5 separate regions of the Mus musculus genome follow, and all the other regions are linked to region 5. The links are chromatin loops, found by intact Hi-C in ENCODE. Cell type or tissue: left cerebral cortex. All regions are shown on one strand. Region 1 has its middle 93 kb from the start of Gm29685. Region 2 overlaps Ppp1r12a (protein phosphatase 1, regulatory subunit 12A). Region 3 overlaps Ppp1r12a (protein phosphatase 1, regulatory subunit 12A). Region 4 has its middle 72 kb from the start of Gm40754. Region 5 holds the start of Ppp1r12a (protein phosphatase 1, regulatory subunit 12A).

Evidence for each region. A loop is a pair of places that touch in the nucleus more often than their neighbours do. Peaks named below come from ENCODE experiments on the same cell type or tissue, not always from the same donor. Only the 100,000 strongest peaks of a DNase experiment are listed, where the experiment ranks them.
Region 1: it touches region 5 in a loop (2.5-fold over the local background); 2 of 42 quality-filtered maps call a loop at or near these places.
Region 2: a loop joins it to region 5, with 2.4 times the contacts of the local background. A loop is called at or near these places in 5 of 42 quality-filtered maps.
Region 3: it touches region 5 in a loop (2.1-fold over the local background); 2 of 42 quality-filtered maps call a loop at or near these places.
Region 4: it touches region 5 in a loop (4-fold over the local background); 10 of 42 quality-filtered maps call a loop at or near these places.

Annotation. Positions count from the first base shown.
Region 1 is chr10:108,037,177-108,042,176 of GRCm38, forward strand. No RefSeq gene overlaps it. Among named protein-coding and RNA genes, the nearest start is that of Gm29685, 93 kb to the left of the region's middle. In left cerebral cortex, no CTCF peak of the experiment used is centred here; DNase peaks (open chromatin) are centred at 3,031 and 4,802; H3K27ac peaks cover 1,736 bases.
Region 2 is chr10:108,258,277-108,263,276 of GRCm38, forward strand. It overlaps Ppp1r12a (protein phosphatase 1, regulatory subunit 12A), which reads left to right. Exons shown (of 25, transcript NM_001368736.1): 15 at 1,480-1,570; 16 at 2,560-2,760; 17 at 2,969-3,140; 18 at 4,034-4,155. Among named protein-coding and RNA genes, the nearest start is that of Pawr, 71 kb to the right of the region's middle. In left cerebral cortex, no CTCF peak of the experiment used is centred here; DNase peaks (open chromatin) are centred at 2,084 and 2,821; H3K27ac peaks cover 561 bases.
Region 3 is chr10:108,234,200-108,239,199 of GRCm38, forward strand. All of the region lies in intron 5 of Ppp1r12a (protein phosphatase 1, regulatory subunit 12A), which reads left to right. Among named protein-coding and RNA genes, the nearest start is that of Ppp1r12a, 75 kb to the left of the region's middle. In left cerebral cortex, a CTCF peak has its summit at 1,916 (motif pointing right); no DNase peak of the experiment used is centred here.
Region 4 is chr10:108,086,273-108,091,272 of GRCm38, forward strand. No RefSeq gene overlaps it. Among named protein-coding and RNA genes, the nearest start is that of Gm40754, 72 kb to the right of the region's middle. In left cerebral cortex, no CTCF peak of the experiment used is centred here; DNase peaks (open chromatin) are centred at 2,161, 2,864, 3,589 and 3,862; H3K4me3 peaks cover 762 bases; H3K27ac peaks cover 2,135 bases.
Region 5 is chr10:108,159,176-108,164,175 of GRCm38, forward strand. It overlaps Ppp1r12a (protein phosphatase 1, regulatory subunit 12A), which reads left to right and starts at 2,923. Exons shown (of 25, transcript NM_001368736.1): 1 at 2,923-3,461. The coding sequence starts at 3,225. Gm40754 (a long non-coding RNA gene) reads right to left here and starts at 1,262. Exons shown (of 4, transcript XR_872014.2): 1 at 1-1,262. In left cerebral cortex, CTCF peaks have their summits at 2,401 and 2,601; DNase peaks (open chromatin) are centred at 2,891, 3,745 and 4,111; H3K4me3 peaks cover 3,182 bases; H3K27ac peaks cover 2,960 bases.

The DNA.
Region 1 (5,000 bases), 120 kb before region 5:
GAATGGCACTGCACCCAAACAGGGAAACACAATCTGAGTAGGTCTTTATTCTTCATAAATTCACCAGAGACTGATGGGTCATTTAATCAATATGCATAACAGTCAGAGGTCTAAAGCAGGCATGAGCCCTCATTCTTTTGAGACCTACTATGCCAAACTTCTGAGAAACGAATCACCTCTACCTTCTAAACCAAGATTGGCATGGGTTGAGCTTATTCAGATACAACTCAATCTCTTTCACAGATAGGCTGAATCAAGAGCCTGTTAAATAGCCTACGATAGTTTTGCACACTAAACTCCATATTGAATGGGGGCTAACAAAGCTATCAGGTGCTCTAGATTAGAAGGTTTCATTAATTTAATAAATATATGTTGGCAGACATTTTGGGACAGTGTCAAACATTGAGATGGCTTTAAAAAATCGAAGTGGTTTTCTATACTCATGAAGAGCACTTGCATGAAGTCAAACATTACTTAAATGATCGTGCATGTGTATACACTTGCATCCTAACATATGTGCAAGGAAGGACTAAAGCTAAATGCTGTAAGAGTCAGGCTAAAATTCTTATCTGAGAAATGGAGGCCTAAGGTAAGAATAAATGGAGATTGAAAAAAACTATCAAGCTGGAGAAGGGGAGGCAATTATTTCTAACAAAGGAAATGGTGTTGTGAGACCCTACAAGACCCATCAATAATTCTAACTTTCCAGGGGTGGGGGAGGGCCAGAGAACATTGTCCCTGGACTATAGGAATTGAACGAAAGAGGAGCTACATTAGAATGGTCCGGGAACACAGACTGAAAATCCCTTCAAAGTTATGATAGCCTCTATCCCAAAATAATCATGGTAAATCACCGAAGGGATTTTACTCGCAAAAGCAATCTGAGTATTCTAACTTGCATTTGAAAGCATTACACTGCCCACCCGAGGATAAACTGTAGGAAAGGGAAAGAGGGGACCTTGGAAAAAACAAATAGGATAACTGTGCATGAGCCCAGGCTAGAGAAAGTAGTAGTGTGTGCTAGAATGGTGGCAATAGGACAAAGGAAAGTAAAGGACTTCAGGGAAATGTAAGAGTGAAATCTGGCAAGCTTTGTTGATTGATGTGGTTTAGACATGTTGATCCTTTGAGATGTCCAGATAATGATTTCCACTAGGCAGTTGGGTATAAGAGTGAAGAACACAAAAGTCTGAGTGTAAGTTCAGGATTTATCAGTCAACTGATTAAAAATTGAGTCATAGATTTTAAAAATAATAATAATAATAATAAGCCGGGTGTGGTGGCACATGCCTTTAATCCCAGCACTTGGGAGGCAGAGGCAGGCGGATTTCTGAGTTCGAGGCCAGCCTGGTCTACAGAGTGAGTTCCAGGACAGCCAGGGCTACACAGAGAAACCCTATCTCAAAAAACCAAAAATAAAATTAAAAAAAAATAAAATAAAATAAAATTATATAAAATGGAATGCATGTCCTATAGAGAGATATAGCACACAGATCCTAGTATTGGAAGGAGTTCCAATAAAAGATTTGATGCCGAAATTGAGAAGTATTAGATTAGTGGAGAGACTTCATCTCTAAGGCTCTTCACAAGAAATTCCTTTCCTGCATCCCTCCTCTGGCAAAGGACAAGGCAGCAACGAAAAGGTAAAGATGCTTGAGTCTACTGAAGGATGGACAGGTGATTCCCATCATAATACCTGCTGCTTTGACCAAAGCTTTGCAGGACCTGTTTCTAAGTTCAACTCCTTTCTCCTTTACTAGTCTTCTTTCCACGGACACTGATGGGGTTTTTTTTCTTTAATACACATGGTTGTGTACATGTTCATGTGTGAGAATGAGCACATTCTCACATGAGAATTGGTTCATGTGCACGCAGAAGAACACGCATGTGCATGCATGTGTACATGGATGCTGGACCACAGCTTCAGGGTTGAGCCTAAGGAATACCACCCACCTCTTTTGAAACATAATCCTCAGCAGCACGGAGCTCAACAATTACCTTAGACTCACTGGCGGTGGAACTCCAGGGCTCCTAATGTCGCCACATCCCTGGAAGTAGGATTGCAAGGATGCACCATCACACCTAGCATTTTTAGGTGGGTTCTGGGAATCAAACTCATTTTGGTAAGGCAAGTGCATTATGGACTGAGCCGTTCTCTACCAGCCCCTTGAGTATAATAAATCTAGTGGATTTGAAACTTAATCTCAATCACAACCAGTCTAGAGAAGTAAATTAATGAAGTATAGGATGGAAATAGCAAAGTGCTGACTATTATGTTTAGAGAAAGGTAACTGTAAAGGAGAAGAAATTGCTGGAAAGCAAGAAGGCAAGTCTGGATGGCATGGTGTCTTAGATGCTAGAATGAACACAACACATATTACACACACACACACACACACAGAGAGAGAGAGAGAGAGAGAGAGAGAGAGAGAGAGAGAGAGAGAGAGAGAGAGAAGAGTGGGCAAGAATGCTGGGAACCCAGAAAAAAAAATGGAAAGTGTCCATTGTATTTAAATCACAGGGTTCACTGGTGACCTTGGCCAGCATTGTTACCAGCTAGGAGAAACAGCTAAGTTGGATGTTGGAATTGGAGATGGGAAAAGAAATTCGCTGTATAATGAGAACTCTTGGGAGGAAAACACAAAAGGGGGTTTGAAAGGAATGTGGTTTTCAAGAAAAAAAGTTGTCTTTGAGATGGGAGAAGAGCAAATAGGCTTACATGTAACTGGGAACAATGAAACCATGAAGATATCTGGTAAACAACAGAGTGGAAGACCACTGAGGAGGAAGAAGTGAGTGAGTTGCCTATGATGAGGGGATGGGATTCTAAGCATAGGTGATGAGATCAGCTGATAACCATTTGCTAAAACAAAGGGAAGAGAGCATGGGTTTGGATGGAGTATGGGCTTGGTAGCAAGAAGCCAAGGGAGTTCCATCTGATGCCTTCTATTTTCTTCAGGAAGTAGGAGGAAAATTCATCTGTTTAAAATGAGGAGTTAGGAAAACATGAGATTTGAATAGAATGCAGAATTTTCACAAAACAGTTTCTGCAGAGAGGACAAGACTTGCCAGGGAAACAGAGACCCTGGCAGGCTGAGACAAGGTGCTGGATGAGCTGAGTGTCTTGGCACCTGTCTGCTCCAGTGAGCCATGCTTGTGACTGTTCCAGGCTGCTGCTCAAGGCTGAGAGAAGACACTCATGCATCCTCAGGAGTTGGGAGTATGGGCTTAGAGTGTTACTCACACAATGGGCTGTGGGGTCTCCACCAGAGGATGATAAGCACATGACAAGAAAAGATGAGGGCTCACTTGGTTGGAGGGCTTGCATAACATGTAAGAGATCCCGGGTTCCATTCCCAGAACCACACATGGCACATGCCTGTAATTCCAGCACCCGTGACATAGTAAGAAGATGACCGGAAATCAAGATCATTCTCCACAATAAAGTGAGATCAAGATCAGCCTTGGCATATGAGACCCTGTCCCAAAATCAGGAGAAAGGAAGAAAGAAGAGAAGGGAGCAGGAAAGAAGAGAAAGGGAAGAAGAGAAAAGGAGAGATTGGGGCAGCATACTAGGATTGTGTTTCTCAAGGACTGGGTTTTTTTTTATAATATCAAGAATATAATTTGAGATGAGAGAGGGGCCTAAGAGTCTGCAGGTGTAACAAGTTCTTGAGAAATACTGATAGTGCTGGCTACATATCAAACTTAATAGGAGTTAGAAATTAGAAGTTCAAATAAGATCAAACACAGTGCTAAATTTGAGGAGAGAAGAGAGAGATGAGGAGGTCTCTCTTGGGTCCCTAGAGCTGCGGTAGATTAATTCTGAGCAGGGCTAAATAAATTCCATTAACTACACAATCTATCATATAGTTGCCAATATCACAAGCACATTACGTGCCCTGTCCTGGATACCTAAGAAAGTCTAAACAAAGGATATGCCTTGCTCTCTTGGTCAACTAGACTCTAATTCAGTAATAACAGCAGTAATCTACAATAGAGAGAGTAGGAACACACACAGAAATAGCTGGACTTTTTTTAAAAAATAACTACTGCAATTAGAATCTCATCATAAACTTCCAGTGCATCCTGGAAGCTCAGGAGAGCAAGCTAAGCTGATCTGTAAAGTGACAGATGGGAAAAAGAGATCAGAGGGCTAGGACTTTAAACACACGATAATAGTAAGGCAGAGGAAGGAACACTGTCAGAACTTCGGGGAAGAAAGACGCTAAGTCCGCATGTAAGAGAAGCACAAGTCTCCATGGCTCAAAAAAAAAAAAAAAAAAAAAAAAAAAAAAAACATTCAGTTTCCTCTGGATCCAGTAATATAGAAGGATTAAAAAGACAAAATAAGCAAACAAAAAAACCTAATGTGTTTCTGTCATCAAGCCAAACTTTCTCAAAACATTGTAATTCAGCTTTTAGTTCCTAAATAAGTAACAAAAGTAGGTTTTTTTTTCCTTTTTCTTGTATTGAATGGACCCCTGGAACTTGTAGTCAACAGAAAATCCGGTCAAAAGCCGTGTTATTAGAGATTCACCGTGTTTGATGGTTCAACTTTAATTCTGCTTGATGTTTCATTTTCTTGAAACATCTCCCATGCAGTGGGTTGGTCTTAGAAACCAGTAACTCTGTGGTGGTGTTCCCCTTTTGGAAAAAGCATTTTAAATATCATATGGAGTAAGTTGCCACGAATCAGAACAATAGGTACAACCACACCTTCAAACATATGGTCTCTGTGTGTAATGTATGTGGGAATGTACTTTTATGTAACACAGCACCACTTACGATGACAATGCAGAATAAAATGAATGGCATTACCTTACCCTGGTACAGGGAAGTGTAAAAAGCTACCCAAGTAGAAAGTCATGGCAGAAGAAGGCTCTAGGTCAGGTAAAAATTCAGGACATGCTAAACAGCACTGTGTAAACTCCCTATGCAAGCCTGATGTCTCTGTCCAGAGGACGAATATCACAAGCCTAAGAGCATGTCCTGGTTAT
Region 2 (5,000 bases), 99 kb after region 5:
AACCCACTGCAGATGGAGTGTGAATCTGCGCTACTAGATTCTCTGAGTTTAAAGGGCTCGTAGAAGAGAGACAAACAGCATAAAACCCACAGCTGACTGCAGAGCTTGTTAAAGAACAGTGACTAACAAGCTGAGGTGAGCAGGAAAGCTGACAGAGCCCCTGTAAAGAGGAGCATTCAAGTAAAGAAAGCTGGCTAGACCATAACTGGTCTTGGAGAGCACGGCGGGGGTGCACTAACCCTTACAGAGAAAGTAGAGAATTCTGTAATGTCTTCAGACAGAGCTGAGTTCAGTGACAAAAGCGGTCATGGTGGAACTACCCCAAGTAACCCTGGCTACTAGAGGCAAAGCTTCGTCTCCTTTTGAAATTCCTAGGGTTTTGTTCAAAATGTGGACAAAACTATGATTTCTACTCTAACTGTAAATAGTAATAGGACTGTGAAGAGTGTCCCCATGTCATTGCAGACATTCCGACATTTACAGTAAAGACTTTAAGTCAGACATTTGCACAAGTCATTTAACACTGTTACAGCAAAGCAAAACAGGCCAAAATGGATGTCATAAGGGATTTGGAGTCAGGTTTGTGAAGGAAGATGTACTTAAAAATATTTTAGTTATAGAAAAGATAAAACCTTCACTCCCAGTTTTTGTTTGTTTGTTTTTTGGTTTGGTTTGGTTCGGTTGTTTGAAATAGCCTCTTTCTGCATAGCCCTGTTGACCAGGCTGGTCTCAAACACACAGAGAAATGCTTCCTTCTGCCTTGCAGGAGCTGGGATTAAGAACATGGGCCACCACATGTCCAGCCCTCCTTTCCTTTTTTATATAATAAAAAATAACAGAACTTGGCTTGTTAAGTGGGCAGCGCTAGTAGTGGACTTGTGGGCCACTAGAGAGGTAACATGGAATGAGGTGATTCTTAGAGGTTGGAGTCAACCTCTCTGTTCCTGTGAATTGGTTCTGTGCCAATGAAGTGCTTGTATCTCTTATCTCTTTTAATGGAGTAAAACATAATCTTCAGTCCTCTCATTGCTTCTTTAAAATTAAGACCATTAAATATAGAAAGGGAGAAGTCAACATGCTATACTAAGTATAACTGGTTCCTGTTCAGAAAGAAATGAGCTGAAAAGCTTACTCAGTGGTTGGGAGCACTTATTCTTCTTGCAGGCCCAGTTGCAATTCCCAGCACCCACGTGGTGGTTCATAGCCCTCCCAGAGGGACCCAATGGTCATGTAAGCATCAGGCAGGCAAGTAGTATAGACGTACATATAGATAATTCACCTATACACATAAAATAAAGATTGAATGAGAATGGTCATAATTGCATTAGTGAGTTTCAAAGCCAGGTACAAACATTTTCTGAAGATACTTTTTTAACCCATTAAAAACTGTGCTTGCTTGTTTTAATCACAAACATTGATAAGTATTTCTACTCATAAATATTGACTCTCCAACTAACAGTTTTTTATTTATTACTGTAGGTCATACCTCACTCCTGTTAGGGACGAAGAGTCTGAATCCCAAAGAAAAGCAAGATCTAGACAAGCAAGACAGTCTAGACGGTCAACACAGGTATATCTAATGTGTACAATATAGAGAGCATATACTTAATAAGTGGGTTTTTCATTTTCACTCTGGGGGAAAAATCAGAAGAGATAAGGATGATGTAGTAATCCTCTTATAGCTTTTGTGTATATACTTTAGGTATCACATTACATCTAATCAGTATCCTTTGTCTCTTTGAATGTTGTTTTTTTAATCCCCTATTCCTAATTTGGTTTTTGGCACAGAACATATTCATAGGTGTTAGCATGTATTATAAGGTTTCCCTTTTTTTTTTTTTTTTGGTTTTTGAGACAAGGTTTCGGTGTAGCTCTGGCTCTACTGGAACTCACTCTCACTCTGTAGACCAGGCTGGCCTCAAACGATCCCCCTGCCGCTGCCACCCAGCCATATGGTACCTTATGATTATTAAAGTCTTATGAATGTGTAGTGATGATGGAGAAGAGGCCTAGTGCTCAGTATAGAAAACAGCAGATGGGAGATGTGAGAAGTGTCTCTCTGGCTAGTTACTAACTCGCTTCCTACTCTTCATTGTGATTATGATGGCTGCCTTTCCTCCTCATGAGATCTCAGTAGCACGGGCTCAGCTGTTTGGACTTGGCCTGTAAAGCGGTGTGGTTGCTGGGTCCTAAGCTACTTCCCATCCAGCCTGTTCTGAGGAGTCCAACCTGAACACTGAAGATTGTGTCAAACCTCGAGTTAATGTGTGAAAATGAATGCATATAGTGTATTATCTAAATTCTATAGATTGACTCTTCCTCTTCTAAAATTAGATACATGTATTGAGATTTTTCCATCTCTTACTATTTTGTTAGTTTTTGAATACAGATTCTTACCTATAATTATAACTTCCCCAATTCCTATGATTATTGTGATTCATAAAATGAATGTGATTCACTATGTAAAAATAACATTCATATTTGCTGTGTCAACTTGTAAAGTGCTCTTTTTAAATGGCCACTAATAGGCATCACAATGTGTGCCTTTTTTGAGTGCAGGGGGTAACACTGACTGATCTTCAGGAAGCTGAAAAAACAATAGGAAGAAGTCGTTCTACGAGAACCAGAGAACAAGAAAATGAAGAGAAAGAAAAAGAAGAAAAGGAAAAGCAGGATAAAGAGAAACAAGAAGAAAAGAAGGAGTCAGAAGCATCTAGAGAAGATGAATATAAACAAAAGTATTCAAGAACATACGATGAGGTAATGCTGTGGGCAGCACAGCTGGTCTGCTTGGCTCTTAGCGTTCTCACAGTGCTGAGATGTATGGTCTCATAAGCAGTGTGGCGTGCATGAGAGGCGTAGGCTGGAGTCTGACAGCTTTGGCATGATGAGAACGATATTGTTCTTTTGAAATCAGTTTGTGTTTTATGTGTCTTTAATATTTCAAATGGGTTTTAATGCTTCCCAGACTTACACACGTTATAGACCTGTGTCAACTTCAAGTTCAAGCGCTCCGTCGTCGTCCTCACTCTCTACTCTAGGCAGCACACTCTATGCCTCAAGTCAGCTCAACAGGCCAAACAGTCTTGTAGGTATAACCTCTGCCTACTCCCGGGGATTAGCCAAAGAAAACGAGAGAGGTAAGAAACCACCTTTTCTTTCCAGTAATCCTGAGAGCCGGTCTCTCTAATTAGTAATGCAGCTGACGTCCATCGTAAGCTGATGTGCTGAGCAGAAACAGTGTGCAGTCGTTAGTGTTCTGTTCCTGTCTGCATTGCTAGCACATTCAAAGTCCTCATAATCCTGCAGTGCAGAGGCCATTTACAGATGAGAAACGGACATCTTAAGACTAACGTGTTTATGTTGATTTGCATTTAATGAAAGATAACTTTTCAGAAGAAAGCATCTGCCCTTAGGATAGCAGTGAGGTGCTAGAAGACATGGTGGAGGCTGGAGGCTGCAACAGGGCTACTGCTACATGGCCCATTGTGTGCTTCTGTGTGCTTTCTCCTCTTGCACGGGAGTTCTGCGAGTAACTTGTTAACAATGACGAGCCTGCCTGCCCATCAGCCGATCAGCCATTTTCTACACAACAAATATGTCTCTACGGATGGTTTATTTTGAACACCAAGAATGTAGAGATAATTTGTTCTCATGATCATTAAACGTGTGCCATAATGGGAAATTAAAATGCAAGTTTATACCAAATATACATATAGGAGTACTGATGGGGACAAACATTATTTTAATTGAAGAAATCTAAGCTTTACAAAAGAGGCTAACAAAATTAGAGCACTATTTATTTTGTACATGCTAGGCGGGGGCATATGTGTGTGTAAGTGCGATGACACACCTGCAGAGGTCGGAAGGTGCCTTGTCAGAGTCTGTCCTTCCGCTGCGTGGGTCCCCGGCCTGGCAGCATTCTGTTTTCCCACTGCACCATCCAGCCGGCTCTAGAGCTGTTTTGACGTATGCTTGTAAAAACATTGTCAGGATAAATTGCAATCATGCCGTTTGTGTAATCCATAAATAGAGGGAGAGAAAAAAGAAGAGGAGAAAGAAGGGGAAGATAAGTCACAGCCTAAGTCAATCAGAGAACGACGGCGACCCAGAGAAAAGCGACGGTCTACTGGAGTCTCCTTCTGGACACAAGATGTGAGGCCCTCTTAGAAACACTACCTCCCAGAAGTACTTGCTCACAATTCCTTACATTGCTGAGAGGATACATGGTTTAAATCAGCAGTCTATTGAGTTTTTAATGCTTTATAAACACAGTCACCAAGTAGCTAGATGTGTGTGTGTGTGTGTGTGTGTGTGTGTGTGTGTGTGTGTGTTTACTACCTGAATCAGAAATTTTATTCCAATTTTGGAATAATTAAAATGGCTATTGGTTATGGTGTACACATTATTTTAAAATGCTAATAGACCTTCAAAGAAAAATGCTTTCCGTGTTGTACATTAATCTTATTTTTATGTTATAAGTGTACATAAAAGAACCTGTTTTTTTCAAACAATGCAAGATTACAGTCATCCTGCGAAAAGGAAAATTTTCAACATAGGGTTATAGGCCTCACTTGCCCAGTGGGTGCAAAGTTGTAGGCTTAATTCCCAGTACCACAAGTAAATAAATTTCTTTTTCTAGATCTCAGATTATAACCCTAATATTGTTATTTATTAGCAAATGGAATAATGTGGGGTGGCACTGTTAATGTGAATATTAATACATATATATTATAACTGTTATTAATATAACAGTTTTAAGGGAACAAAATTATTTTTAAATGTAGCTTCTTGGTAGTTTTTCTAATTTTTAGTAATTTATTTGGCAAGATGAGGATTACATTATACATTCTAGGCAAATAAATGCTTTGTTATTAATAGATGTAGAGTCTCAATCCAAAAATGAAGTTTATCTAGAAACATAATTAGTAAGTGTATAGTTTCATGACAGCATAAAATGGCAGTACAAAGTCATATTTTCTCTCAGTTTTTGTCATTCT
Region 3 (5,000 bases), 75 kb after region 5:
TCTCTATCTACTGTCCATCATTAATTCACTTACTAACTTTTAAGCAGTTTTATCTTCCATATGAGTTGTTTATGGTTCTGTTCTGCAGAAAACAGAGTTTAGGATTCTTTGAGTAATCGTACAAGTATCATACTTGTGCAAAGCATTTGAGTTCTTGCATACCTACTATATTTTTAGATATACATAAATTAAGAAACTATGTGTGTCTGTAAATGCTTGCTGTCGTCTGTAGAAGCTAGAACAGTGTACCAGGGTGTTTCTGATAGTCTTTAGGGCTTGGGCTTGTTTGCTGGTTGGTTGGTTTTGAGACAGGGTCTCATACAAAGCTGACCTTACCTTCCATATGTAGCTAAGGTTTGTATTGATTCTCTTGCTTCCAGCTCCCAAGTACTGAAATGACAGGCTTTCAGTACCCCACCTGGCTATGATAGATATTCTTATAGCCTGCACACAGTGATTAAGTGGCAGTGGATAGTGAAAAGAGATTATTGAGGTTCAGCGTTTATAAGAAAATTCAATGAGTAAATTATTTACTTTATGATCCATAATTGGATAAAGGAAATGAGGGAAGAAATACATGCTGTGCTATACATCATATTTCTATAGAATTAAGTTACCAAATTTTTTGGATCACTTTTCCCTTTCTAACAGTATCTTTTTACCAGAAATGCTAGTTAGTCTTCTACTCCATATTGGTAAACAGGTTTCACATACTCACAATTGAAAGCTTAAAGTATGTGTTCTGTCTATTACCATCTGAACTCTGGCCTGCATTTCAGCTTTCCTCCAGTATCCTAACAGACTGCCTATTCACTCACATTGCTAGTGCTGATAATTGGTTGATTTAGTTAGTATCAGTGACTTTCCAAGAACACTAGAGGGGAGGGGTAGGAGCTTTTTTGATTTTTGTTTGTTTGTTTGTTTTGTTTTGTTTTGTTTTGTTTTAATGGATTGAAATAGTTTTCCAAAAAGAATATATAACTTCTGATTATGAGCATATTTTCTTTCCCTGGCTGGATTGGTGGTCTCCTTAGACATATTTAGTACATAATCTGTATGAGAAAAATAATTTAATTTTGCCTTTGGCCTGTATTTGTTTTCTTCTTAGGTATAACTCATAATTATGCATTGGGAGACAAGAAAATAAAATCATTTTATTTCATAACATTGAGTTTTCTTATTAGTATTAGAGCAGTTTCTTTAATCAGCATAAACTTGTATGTGGTTAATGGCTCTCTATACATGACTTTGAGATCAGTGTGTCACGTGTTCTGTCCTGTCCCACCCTCTCCAGATCTATTATTTAATGTTCCCCTCTCACCAGTTCCCCAGAGATTGTGTACTGAATGATTTCCTTAAAGCCTCCCTGTGAGGGGTTTTCTTTAGTTTTCTGTTTCTCTACAATGTTTATTTTTATTTGTACCAATATTTCTTTTATAAAATATTCAAACTCTTATCGTAAATAATTTATTTTAAAAATGTAAGACTTTAAAAACATTATAATAGACATAAGATAGAATTCTAAATGTTTTGTACTGTATTTAATCATAGTTTTAAAGTTTTTATTAAAGAATTCAATATTTACATAACTTTCCTTTGTGAGTTAAACTGTCTTCTCTGTTTTTTCTTTTTGCTTAATTTTTTCTTATTAGATTTTCATTTTATTTTATATATATATAAATGTTTTGCCTGCATATATGTATATATGTACACCACACACATGCCTGGTGCCTGCACAGGTCAGAAAATGTTGTCAGGTCTTCTGGACTGGAGTTAGAGATGGTTGTGAGCCACCGTGTGGATGCTGGGAACAGAAGTCAGGGCCTCTGCAAGGCAACAGTACTTACTTTTTTTTTTTTAAGAGTTATTTATTTTATGTATGTGAGTACACTGTAGCTGTTCTTCAGGCACACCAGAAGAGGGCATCAGATTCCATTACAGATGGTTGTGAGCCACCATGTTGTTGCTGGGATGTGAACTCAGGACCTTCGCAAGAGCAGTTGGTGCTCTTAACCACTGAGCCATCTCTCCAGCCCCTGCAACAGTACCATCTCGCTAATCAGTCTGCTTTATTTCTACTGATTGGACTTAAAAATAGCAAACACAGAAGTGGATGCTCACAGTCAGCTATTGGATGGATCACAGGGCCCCCAATGGAGGAGCTAGAGAAAGTACCTAAGGAGCTAAAGGGATCTGCAACTCTATAGGTGGAACAACGATATGAACTAACCAGTATCCACCCCCCCACCCCCCACTCCACCCCCCCACCCCCTCCCCCCTGAGCTCATGACTCTAGCTGCATATGAATCAGAAGATGGCCTAGTCGGCCATCACTGGAAAGAGAGGCCTATTGGTCGTGCAAACTTTATATGCCTCAGTACAGGGGAACGCCAGGACCAAGAAGTGGGAGTGGGTGGGTAGGGGAGTGGGGGGAGAGTATGGGGGACTTTTGGGATAGCACTGGAAATGTAAATTAAGAAAATACCTAATTAAAAAAAAATAGTATGTCATGGTGTATCTGTTTGTCTCCCCCTCCTCTACTTTAAATAGGGTTTCTGCATGGCTGTCCTGGAACTCAATGTGTAAACCAGGCTGGCCTTGAACTCATGGAGATCTGCCTGTCTCTGCTTCCCAAATCCTGGGATTAAAGGCATGTGACACCAATTCCAGAACCTCTTTCTTTTTGAGAAAATGTTTTCTCTAATAGCTCAAGACTATCTTCCACGCACTGTGTCTAGGCTGACCTCTCTTCTACCATAGACTTTCTACTGCCAGGATTATAGAGGTGAACCCCCATACTTGGCATATCTTATATTTAAGTAGAAAAAACTCATTTTGAGCCAATTGTGTAAGCCTACTATATGAATTTATCATGTCATTTCATTCTTTAGTTAGTGCCTTTTAAAGAATTACCTTTATTTTCTATGCATGGGTACTCTGCTGCATGTTTGTCTGTACACGTGTATGCACAGAGTACAAGGAGGCCCGAAGAAGTAGTTGGAATTTCTGGAACTGGAGCTGTAGATAGTTGAGTCACCATGAGAGTTCTGAAATTTGAGCTTGTTTCCCATCAGAGCAATCAGTGGTCTGAACCTCTGAGTCATCTCAACATGTCCCATTTGTTAGTACTCTTTTAACCAAACCTTTGAAAACAAAGTAAATGTTCTTAAGTACTATGAGTATTTATGTGAATTAACTAACAGTCAGAAACATAGGTTAGGACCTCCACACACGCCAACATGCATGTTCAAACCATACACAAGGAATATATGATATGTGGAAATAATATTAATATAGAAATGTATAAATTCTATACAATCAATAAAAACTCCTACATGGAAGTTGATGTTCTAGAAGTAAATAGAATTTTTTTTCTCAACTTTTTAACTTGTTGGCAAACTATAAATTATCATTTTAGCTCTTAATATTGATTTTAAATATAAAAGCTTTTATTTTGCTTTGTTGGCTTATTAAAATAATTCTTTACAAGTATGTACCTATTGTCTCTTCCTTAATATCAAGGATAATACTTTTCTTATTGGAATTTCTGTTAATGCACAATGATTAGAATATGTTACTAGCTTGATGCTGTGCAGGTTTAAGTGTTTCTGCCACTACTGAGCAGTGGTGTTTGTTTTCCATTATGACCCTGCCTGACCTCGTTGTTTCTTGCTATGAAATCAAATTAAAGGCTCCAGCAGTACAGAGCTAGATCATGTTCCCCGTTCTCTATCAGCTAGACACTCGGGCTTTCCATCTGAACGATGGAAAGCATCATCAGTTCTGTACCAGCTGCCTTCACTACTAGTTCCACCAAAGACTAAAAGAATTAGGTCTGCAAAAGCAATTCATTTAAAACAGCTGAGAAAAAACTGCAGCGAGGGGGAAGTAAATCAAGCCATGTTCTTGCTAGATCTGTGGCTTCGCTAACTTGTAGGTATATTGAACTGATGTTCAAGCAGCTTGTTCTGTTCCCTTGCTTTGACACGAGCTCCTACTTCCCAGTGTCTCATCACTGCGTCCTTGGTTGTTTCCAGCTGCTCTACCTGACTGAGCTGCTTTCCTGTGCTTGCGTCCCAGTAGTGAAGCCAGAGCCCGTGGGGAGAGTTACAGTGTTCAGTCTCCTTCCGCTTCTTAGTGTCTTTCAGATTGCATGACAGTCGTGGTTATGTGATTGGTACGTGTGGCTGGGTGGTAGAGGTGTGCAGTTTACATTGGAAATTTTTCTCTGTGTATAGGCCACATTTTACTTGAGTTTTCATTCTCTATGAGCTGCTGTTTGCAAAGCAGAGTCATTAATGAAAGGAGAAAATGAAAAGAAAGGTTAGTAAGGGAACCCCGTTTCTAACTATTAAAAGAGAAATTCCTTGGTTATTAAAAGAACCCTTTCTTATTTAACTGCTTCAAAAATGTAATTACAATTTAAAAGTTCAGGGTGGTATTTTATTTGTACGAGTTGGTAAATTTTAAGGAGTAATTGAGTTATTTGACCATAAGAGCATGATCTTGAGTCTGTAATATGATTTTAGATAAAAGTTGCATTAAGTTAGAAGAGTTTCTAAAATTTTTGAATTGTACAGAAATACAAAATTGAAATTAACATACTACGTTAAAATTTGGATCAGTTGTTTTATAACAGGATTTTTTTTTAACTCAATTTAATTCTTAGCTTTTAAGGCAGAAATGGGGAATTTTGTTACCACGGGGAATAAAAGTAGACTGACAAATGATCCTTTGAAGTAATTTTAAAACTGATCATTGCGGTTGCTGCATATGCACACACACAGTGCATGTACACCTGCACGTATCCATACATCTTTAGTCAAGTTTTAGAAGATAATCAAGTCAAAAGGCCTCAAATCCTAGAGTTACCACATCGGTCCACTTTGAACGTGGGAGTAGCCCACAAACAGAATTGTTTTGTTCGTGGTGGTGCTTCATTTGCCTTTATTATTGTAATTTGTGTGTGCAGTTGAGTGCAGGTGCGCTTGAGTGTAGGC
Region 4 (5,000 bases), 73 kb before region 5:
AGAATAATGTGTTTGTTCAACAGGGAGCCTGGGTAGCCAAACCCTTGTTAGACAACAGCCCATTTCTGTATAAAACCATTCACTGGGGGAGGGGAGGGGAAGATAACACTAAGGACTTTTCTCTTCAAAAAACATTTTTTCATTGTTTCTGAAACAAAAATCAGCTAGCTGTTTTTAAATCCTTTTTTTCATGGCTATGTCATGTCACTGACTGACAATTGTTGCGTCCGATAACGTACTGGCCTTGCCCAAAGAACCCATATACTTAAGGGATTGTTGCTTAAATAATTAGATTTGCCCAGCAGCCACCGAATATTCACATTTAAAAACAAAATAAAAAGACAGAGATGACACTTGAAATTCTCTGAAATCTCTGAATTTGTACAAACAGCTAATTATATTTTTTTGTTGTTTTTAATCAGGCATCAATAAAGGTGGACTTTGGAAATATAATATTAATACATTTGGAGTTAGGGAGATGGCTCTGTCTTGCATATAAAGTCCTGGTTTTGCAAGCATGAACATGTAGTGACATGAGTTTATATCTCCACTATGCATGTACAGCCAAACATGATGGTCCACATCATTACTTTAGCACTGGGTGTCTGGTGGTAGGGGCAGAGACAAAGGAGTATCTATAGATAGATAGATAGATAGATAGATAGATAGATAGATAGATAGATAAATAAATAGATAGATAGATAGATAGATAGATAGATAGATAGATAGATATACAGGAGTTCATTGACGAGCCAGTTTAACCAACTGTTGAGTTCCAGGTTCAGTGAGAAACCATGTCAATAAATAGACAGATGATAGATACATAGATAGATAGATAGATAGATAGATAGATAGATAGATAGATATACAGATGATAGACAGTAGATAGTTGATAGATAGATGATAGATGATAGATAGATAGATAGATAGATAGATAGATAGACAGGCAGATGATAGATAGGTAGGTAGATAGATAGATAGATAATAGGTAGGTAGATAGATAATAGGTAGATAGAAAGATACATACATGATAGATAGATAGATAGATAGATAGATAGATAGATAGATAGATAGATAATAGATGATAGATAGATAGATAGATAGATAGATAGATAGATAGATAGATAGATAATAGATGATAGATAGATAGATAGAAAGATAGATAGATAGATAGATAGATAGATAGATAGATAGATAGACAGGCAGATGATAGATAGATAGGTAGATAGATAGATAATAGGTAGATAGATAGATAGATAGATAGATAGATAGATAGATAGATAATAGATGATAGGTAGGCAGGTGATAGATAGATAGATAGATAGATAGATAGATAGATAGATAGATAGATAGATAGACAGACAGGCAGATGATAGATAGGTAGGTAGATAGATAGATAGATAATAGGTAGGTAGATAGATAATAGGTAGATAGAAAGATACATAGATGATAGATAGATAGATAGATAGATAGATAGATAGATAGATAGATAATAGATGATAGATAGATAGATAGATAGATAGATAGATAGATAGATAGATAATAGATGATAGATAGATAGATAGAAAGATAGATAGATAGATAGATAGATAGATAGATAGATAGATAGACGGGCAGATGATAGATAGATAGGTAGATAGATAGATAATAGGTAGATAGATAGATAGATAGATAGATAGATAGATAGATAATAGATGATAGGTAGGCAGGTGATAGATAGATAGATAGATAGATAGATAGATAGATAGATAGATAGACAGGCAGATGATAGATAGGTAGGTAGATAGATAGATAGATAATAGGTAGGTAGATAGATAATAGGTAGATAGAAAGATACATACATGATAGATAGATAGATAGATAGATAGATAGATAGATAGATAGATAGATAGTAGATAGATAGTGATAGAGAGGATACCTGAGGTTGACCTCTGACATCCACGTGCATGCACATGTATGTGCATGCACACACACAAACATTCCCTCACACATACACTATATACTCACGTATTTAAAATAAAACTATACATACACCCCCATCTATGAGGACCTGTGCCTGCTGCTGTAAAGGAACAGCACAGGACACACGTAAGGCCAGAATCCAAATTCTCTGGAGAGCTGAAGCACATAAATATAGAACAGCCGCACACTTCACAGGAGTCACTACATAGCTGGGAAAGTATGCGCCAGTTAAACAAAGAAACCAAACACATAGGGCCTGCTACATTTAAATATTTAAGTGCCACCTTCAAACAAATCATCCCGTAGCCCAGAGGATTTCCAAGGCAAGAAGCGAAGTCTGAACTTTTTTCTTTCTTTTCTTTTCTTTTTTCTTTTTTTAAACAGAACACCTTTTCTTCCCCCGAGAGTCTGAACTTCACACAATAATGCTTTTCATGACTGCGCTTTCTCCAAATGTTTTCCACTTCTTAGAGCTGACATTGTTTGGTAAGAATAAACTGTAAGTTTTCCAAAGAGTCTCTTTCTCCCACTCAGCTGCCCCGAGGGAGTTAGAGAGAGATTCTGCACACAACTTATTTTCGTTTCCCTCTCCCCAGAAATGATCAAATAAGGACCGTTTCCCCGCCGACATTTCTAGGGCAAGAGGCTTTCTGACCAGTGCGACTCTAGGCACCGCCATCTCTTCTCTTTCCTGCTCTGGCCCATCTAGGGAGTTGGGCGTGGGAAGGTTATTTAACAACTACCAACTGTGTACACATCAAGGCTCCAGCAGTTCCAGATACCCAGGATAAACGCACAGTCCTGAGCCCAACGGCAGAAGGACACTGCCTGTCTCTCAATTCTGTCACTAACAAATGATCGTGTTCACAAATACTCTGGGATCAGACCAATCTCTCTTCAGCGATGGCCCTGTCTTTGCCACCAAAATAGACACTTGCTGGCTGCGTTGAGTGTCAGCATCCTGGTTCAAACAAGGATACAGCATATTGCATATTCTTTACTATTTTGGAGTTGCCATGGCAGAGAGAGAAGAGATATTTTTGTTGATGGAATGTCTTAACAGAGCTCCTTATTTTGGCCTGGCTGACTTTCTGACGCAGGTTTGCAGATCTATGTTAAAATCCTGCCCTAACTTCTTATGGTCGCTATCAACATTCTGAGGTCCTCAAGAGAGGAATAATTACGTTATTAGCCATGTAAGTAGGTACATGTTCAGGGTTTAAAGATAACGGTTTTCAGAGAGAGAGACAGATGAAGTGTCAGAATTTTAATGAGCTCTCAAACTATCAGTCTCAACTCCTGGCCGGCCCTCAGCACCCCTCCCCTTTCCTTTCATCCCACCGACTTATGTCTTCTCATTATTTGTTATCGCCTTATCATTTTAAAGCAGAATTGGTGTGTTAGATTAAGCTGGGTTAGGGTGTAATTTAGAAAGCAACTGTAGTGGCTTAAAATAACAAATTTTCTTTTTCCACCCCCACCCCCCCAAACACCGGATATCCTTTGTGGGTCAGTCAGGGGCCTTGCTCCATTTTACCTCCCTCTGGGAACCAGGTTTTTGAAGTGGTTTCCAACTGAAAAGGAATTGAAACTCTGGACTGTGGGACAAATTGGCCCATTGCCAGACTTTGTCTGACCTGGGAGCTAAGACTGCTTTTTTTTGTTTTGTTTTGTTTTTAAAGAGTCAAGACTTCTTTTGGAAGAAGAATATTCTGTTGCATGTGAAAAGTACACGGAATACAGATCTCCGGGTCCGTAAAAGCAGACTCAGGGGCTAAGTTGTGTTTGCCTGTGCTTGCCGGTGGCTACTGCAATACAGCGGCAGAGTTATACCGCTGCAAGAGAGAACGTAAGGCCTGCAGAAGCCTAAAGTACCTACTATCTGGTTCTTTGGTGGGTGGGGGCAGTTTTCTTGAGCAGTACCTTGGGGAACACTAAAACAGAGGACGGTGCACCAGAAGATGCATTTCGGACTCTCGCCAGCAGCAGAGATTTTGACTCAGTATTCATCCCTCAAAAGCAGGTCCCACGACCACAGTGATCACAGAGGGCCCTGCATCCTGCGCTTACTGATTTTCTTCCTGCACTTGGAAAAGTATAGCCCACCCTTTTTCAATGACACAAAATAAAAGAATTACAGCAGAGATCAGAAACTATTGAGAAAAAGTATATGCCAGTAAATCCTAAAATCTAGACATAAATAATAAATTTGGAGTTAAAATAGAAAACAGGAATATGGGACTGGAGAAATGGCTCTGCAGTTAAAAGCACTGACTGCTCTTCCGAAGGGCCTGAGTTCCAATCCCAGCAACCACATGGTGGCTCACAACCATCCATAATGAGATCTGATGCCCTCTCCTAGGGTGTCTGAAGATGGCTACAGTATACTTATATATAATAAAACAGGAATATGTCATAACCATGGAGCAATTTAAAACAAGTAAAAACTGTCTCAAGTTAAACTAAAGGGGGAAAAAAAGAACCTACTTACAAGTGGTTTCCCATGTGTGCTCCCAAAATTTTACAGAACAGGTAATTTCTTTCTTATATAAATTATTTCAAAACGACAAAAGAATAAATATGTTAACTGATTATGTTACTACAAATCCATGTCAGAAAGGGTATTGGGAGGTGGTGAGATAATAGCTCAGCAGGCAAGGTCATTTGCCACCAAGCTTGATGCCCAAGAACCATATGGAAGAAGGAGAGAACTGACTTGAGTATCTTCTCTCCTCTACATGCACTATGAGTGTGTAAGTGAGTATATATACACACATGCAGACTTCTACACACACCATGGTGTGAGCACACACACACATACCTCTACACACACCATGGTGTGAGTATATACACACCATACCTCTACAAACACCATGGTGTGAGTGCACAGATACACACACACACACACACACACACACACACACACACACACTTCTCTAAATGCAGCACATACCTCTACTTCCTCTACGTGCATCAAAATCAAGATCCAGTCCTAGCCAGAGCAAGTGGTTCCCTTTGTACAGTGCCTCTATATCTAT
Region 5 (5,000 bases):
GTGCAGTGTGCTAAGGTTAGGCCTTTGGGATAGAGCCTGATGTGGCATAAACCTTCACCTGAGGCCAGGCGGTGGTGGCGCAGCCTTTAGTCTCAGCATTGGGAGGCGGGGGCAGGCGGATTTCTGAGTTCGAGGCCTGCTTGGTCTACACAGTGAGTTCCAGGACAGCCAGGGCTATACAGAGAAACCCTGTCTTGAAGAAAACCTTGACCTGGAAAGTTAGAAGACAGCTAATCATCCTAGAGGAGTACAAGGCATCTCTGGCTGAGGAGAGAGACTGACCTTGTTCAGAGGCAAAAGATTTGAGATGCCATGACCCAGAGCTACAGATGAGTCCAAAGCAAGCTCAGATGGTTCACTGTTGAATCTGGCCAATTCTTTCACCATCAGTGGGACTAAATATTTTATATTAGCCCACTGTAAACATTTATTCAGGTTCTAAAACACACGTGCTTCCACCTTAAGAGTCCATCTGCCTTAAAGGAACTAAAATCCCCGCACTCTAACTTACATACAAGTCATTAGGAAATGGACATATTTGTATTTCTTCAACTTCGGCTTAGACCACTCAGTAATTAACATAATATGAAATGGTGGCTTTCTATATGTTCTAATAAAGTGTTGTGCTTATTTCTGAATGAACTATAGATCTTTCATGTTATGTTATATATATATACATAATTCTAAAAAGACAGAGCTGGTACAGGTGGCAACAGGAAGAGCTGTCTGACCTTAACAGTTATGGAGAATAAAAAGCTAAATTCAAATGAAGTCTGGACAAGCTAACAGCCCAAGGTTTGAGGTTTCTATTTTGTTTTTAATTGATAGCTTTTGGGAATTGGAATTAACTATGTTTTGTTAATGAACTATTGTCTTGTTTTTGTATTATTTTTATGTCCTGAAAGAAGTGCTTGAGTTAGAAATGGCATATCTCCCACTGCAGTCCTCTTGCCCAAATGAAAATGTGAAATTCCAATGAATGTGTATTTCAAGAGCACTTTTAATAGCAAATAAATAGACAGAATGTTCTCAGAAAACAAGGAAAAGTCAGTTTTCTCTAGGTAGATAGGAGAGCTGGTAAGAGTATACTCAATTCTTTTCTTTGATTGGGAGGGCCATATTCTGTGCATAGGGATTTTATAGTTTCACGTTAAGAAAATTCATGACCCTGCTCCATGGTGGTAGCACACAGATTTAATCCCAGCACTTGGGAGGCAGAGGCAGGCCAATTTCTGAGTTTGAAGTCTACAAAGTGGGTTCCAGGACAGCCAGATCTACATGGAGAAACCGTATCTGGAAAAGAAAGAGAGAGAGAGAGAGAAAGAGAGAGAGAGAGAGAGAGAGAGAGAGAGAGAGAGAGAGAGAGAAGAAGAAGAGGAGGAGGAGGAGGAGGAGGAGGAGGAGGAGGAGGAGGAGGAGGAGGAGGAGGAGGAGGAGGAGGAGGAGGAGGAAGAAGAAGAAGAAGAAGAAGAAGAAGAAGAAGAAGAAGAAGAAGAAGAAGAAGAAGAAGATGATGATGATGATTCAGTACCAAACACCACTGTTCTCATTGTTGTGCAGAGGTCTAGTGGTATGATCCTCAATACATTTTATGAAGATATAGATGTATTTCATGTGTGGCACACTCGTTTTGTGTTTCAAGGAAGTAGTTTTATCTTAGCTTGGATTTTATTACTATTCCTAACATTGAAATTCAGAATATTCAGTTCTATAAGGTGGTTCCCCCAGCATATTTTACTCAGTTATTCTAATCTACCAGAAAGGCAACATGCTGAAGAGTAAGAAAATAACTTTTCACTGCTGTATTCCCAGCACTGGGAGGCGGTTAGGGGCAAGGCAACTATTTTCTTTGGGGGTGGGGGGGTTCACAGTCTACAGGATTCCCAAAAAGGACCAGTGGTAGGGTTTTATGACATTATAGATCTAAAGTGTATGGGACGGGAGAGTGTTTAGAAAAGGCAAAGCTAAAATCTCCTTATGATGTTCTTTGCAACACAAGAATTTAAGAAATGGGCTCAAATAAATCGTATTTACTGTATTTTCAGAGCCTAGGAAGTCACGACTTTTTAGACATGTACTGGATAAATATCAGTCGAAGTAACTGCCTTCGTCCACATTCCTTTTGAATTCTAGACGCAGCCGGGTCTTTACTCCATAGAAAGCAATGGAGCTGAAACCGTAAATCCCTTAAAAGGTCAGGAGCAGTTAACAAGGCTGAACTAGCCCTCATGGGCAGTGCCACCCAGGCCGAAAAGCGATGGAGGAAGAAGAAATCAAAACAGGCTTAAAGACGGGGGAAAAACAAAACAACAATACTGAGCAAGCCTAAGAGGAAAGACATTTCTGCAGTGGGTGTTTGCAGGAAGCCACTGCAATTAACCGCAGGTCACCATCCCCTGCCAGTAGGCGATCACCTCGGTCAATGCCACCGGGGCCGTGGAGACGACTCCGACCCCACTTTTAAAACGCTCTCATCAGGATCGCCCGGGTTTCCCCCCGAGTTCCTCGGGAAGAGCAACCCCCACAAGCACCTAATGCACGACCCGTGTCCTCTCCATTCAAATCACGCAGCCAATAGGAAAACCCTCCGCCCCGGGCAGACGCCTCGCGCGGCCCGCCGAGCCCGGGAGGAGGCAGGCAGGTCAGCCCGGTCCCGCCTCGCCGCCCGACCCGGCTGCCTCTAGAGCTCTCGGTCCCGCCGGACGAGACAACCTTCCTTCCCGGCCTCCTCCCTTCCAGGAGCGGCCCAGCCCCCGGCTGCCAGAGCCACACCCGCTTCCCTCCGGTAGCGCCCCCGCCAGCGCTCGGCCCCCGAGCTCTTCCTGGGCCGGGCCGAAGCCGAGGCCCAGGCCGAGGCGGGAGCGCGCATGCGCACTGGGCCGCAGGGCGCCTCCCCGGCCGCGATCTCGCGAAGTTACGCTCAGCCGGGCCGCGGCTGACGGACTGACGGGCGGGCGGCCGTGCCGGGGGCGGGAGGGCGTCTGTGGTAGGAAGAGAGGCCCGCTCGGCCGGGCTCGCCCCAGTGCTCTGTGGGATACTGGAAGTCTCGAGCGTCTCCTCCCCGGCTCGCGGCTCCGCTCCGCTCCGGCCCCTCTCTCTCTCTCTCTCTCTCTTTCTGTCGCCGACGCGGTCGCATACTCCCCCCGGCGGCGTCCCCTCGCCGCCGCCGCCCCCTTCCCCCCCGCCCCAGCTCGCGATAAGAGGAGCCGGCGGCTGGAGAGGGGATGAAGATGGCGGACGCGAAGCAGAAGCGGAACGAGCAGCTGAAGCGCTGGATCGGCTCCGAGACGGACCTCGAGCCGCCCGTGGTGAAGCGCCAGAAGACCAAGGTGAAGTTCGACGATGGCGCCGTCTTCCTCGCCGCCTGCTCCAGCGGCGACACGGACGAGGTCCTCAAGCTGCTGCACCGCGGCGCCGACATCAATTACGCCAATGTGGACGGACTCACCGCCCTGCACCAGGTCTGTGTGCCCGGCGTCCCCTCATCCGGACCCCGGAACCCCGGGGCCCGCTGTGGTGCTCGCGCCCGGGGCCGGGGCTGAGGCCGGGGGGTGGCGGGAGACTCCCTGCTTGCGGGTGAGGGGGCGGCTCCGTCGCGGGAGGCTGGCTGGGGCGCGGGGCTCCGGGCCCCCCTCCAGAGCCGCTCGCCCGCAGCCTGTGCAGTTTGGGGGGGGACCCGGCCGATGTTCCTGGGCGCGGGGCAGAATGGACTGTGGTCCTCTTGGGGGCCTCCAGGGCCATTTGTGGACATGTGTCTGGGTCTGGTAGTCTGGGTCAAGCCGAGCCGGAGAGTAATGGGTTGTGCCGAGGCCCGGTGTCAGTGATAGACCGTGGGGCGGGGAGGGTTGTTGAAAAAAAAAAATCCACTAACAGGGACTCTTGGGGCAGATGGAGCCCACTGGCCTGGAGGTGGGCATTGGTGTTGGTGTACATTTTTAGGACTTGATTACAAATGAGGATGATGATATTAGTGATCCCGAACCCTTAAAGCCCGAACCCTTAAAGCCGGGTGCCCCGAGCGAACGATTTCCTGTTTTCTCCTTTATTACTCTTGGTCACTGGGGAGGGGGAAACGGGGTGTAATTAGCTAATCCGGAGTGGCTGAAAGAGAGGGGATTGGTAGTGAATCTGATAAGGGAAGTCTTCCCGAGTGGGCTTGCCCACCTCGTAACTGGAGTCTATGGGTTCCTGTACTCGAAGTTGGTCGCAGTCACAGATCCCTGAGTCCTGGCTCCTGGAGTGCACACCGGGGCTAGGGAAGATGGGAATAAACACTGTGTACTCCTCAAAGACAGTTGCCAAACTTTATTATTATTATTTTTTTATTTTTTGGTGGTGGTGGTGGGGAGGGGGAGAGAAAAAAAAAAAACCAAAGCTAATCACAACCTTTTCTCAAAATGGATGCTTTGTGCATGTTAAAGTTTTATAGTAGTCCGATTGGGATCTCTCAATGTTAGCCAAATAAGGAGAAACTATTGGCAATCCAGAGATAATGTTGCTTTGCCTTTAACAAGCCAAAAGCAACAGAACCCTTAGAGTTCTGCTTGAAAAGCAAGTTTAAAGTGCTGGTAATAGATGCCACGACAGATTCTTTCTATTTTCATATTAAGAAACTTGGAATTACTAGGAAATTTACAGTGAAAAAGAATTTTCCCGCTCCCCTCAGACTCCTCTTGGTTGTGTGGGAGAGCATAGCTCTATTTTGAATAATAGTGTGGTTAAAAACAGAGGTTGAAACCTAAGGCTCCGCACTTTGTACCTAAACTTTATTATTTTGTGCCTGTTAACTTTATACCTTTTAAAAAGACATGGTATGGAGGCATTTTCCTTTTATTGTTTCCTGCTTTAATAAGTGATGACCATTTAAAGTTTTATTTAATCAAATTCACATATCAAGCTTGGCGTAGCCTTTGTTTACAAAGCTGACTGGAAGGGCTGAAGTGCCTGACAATCTGCAGGACAGATCTGGAATTTAGAATGGCACCAAAGGAAAATATAGG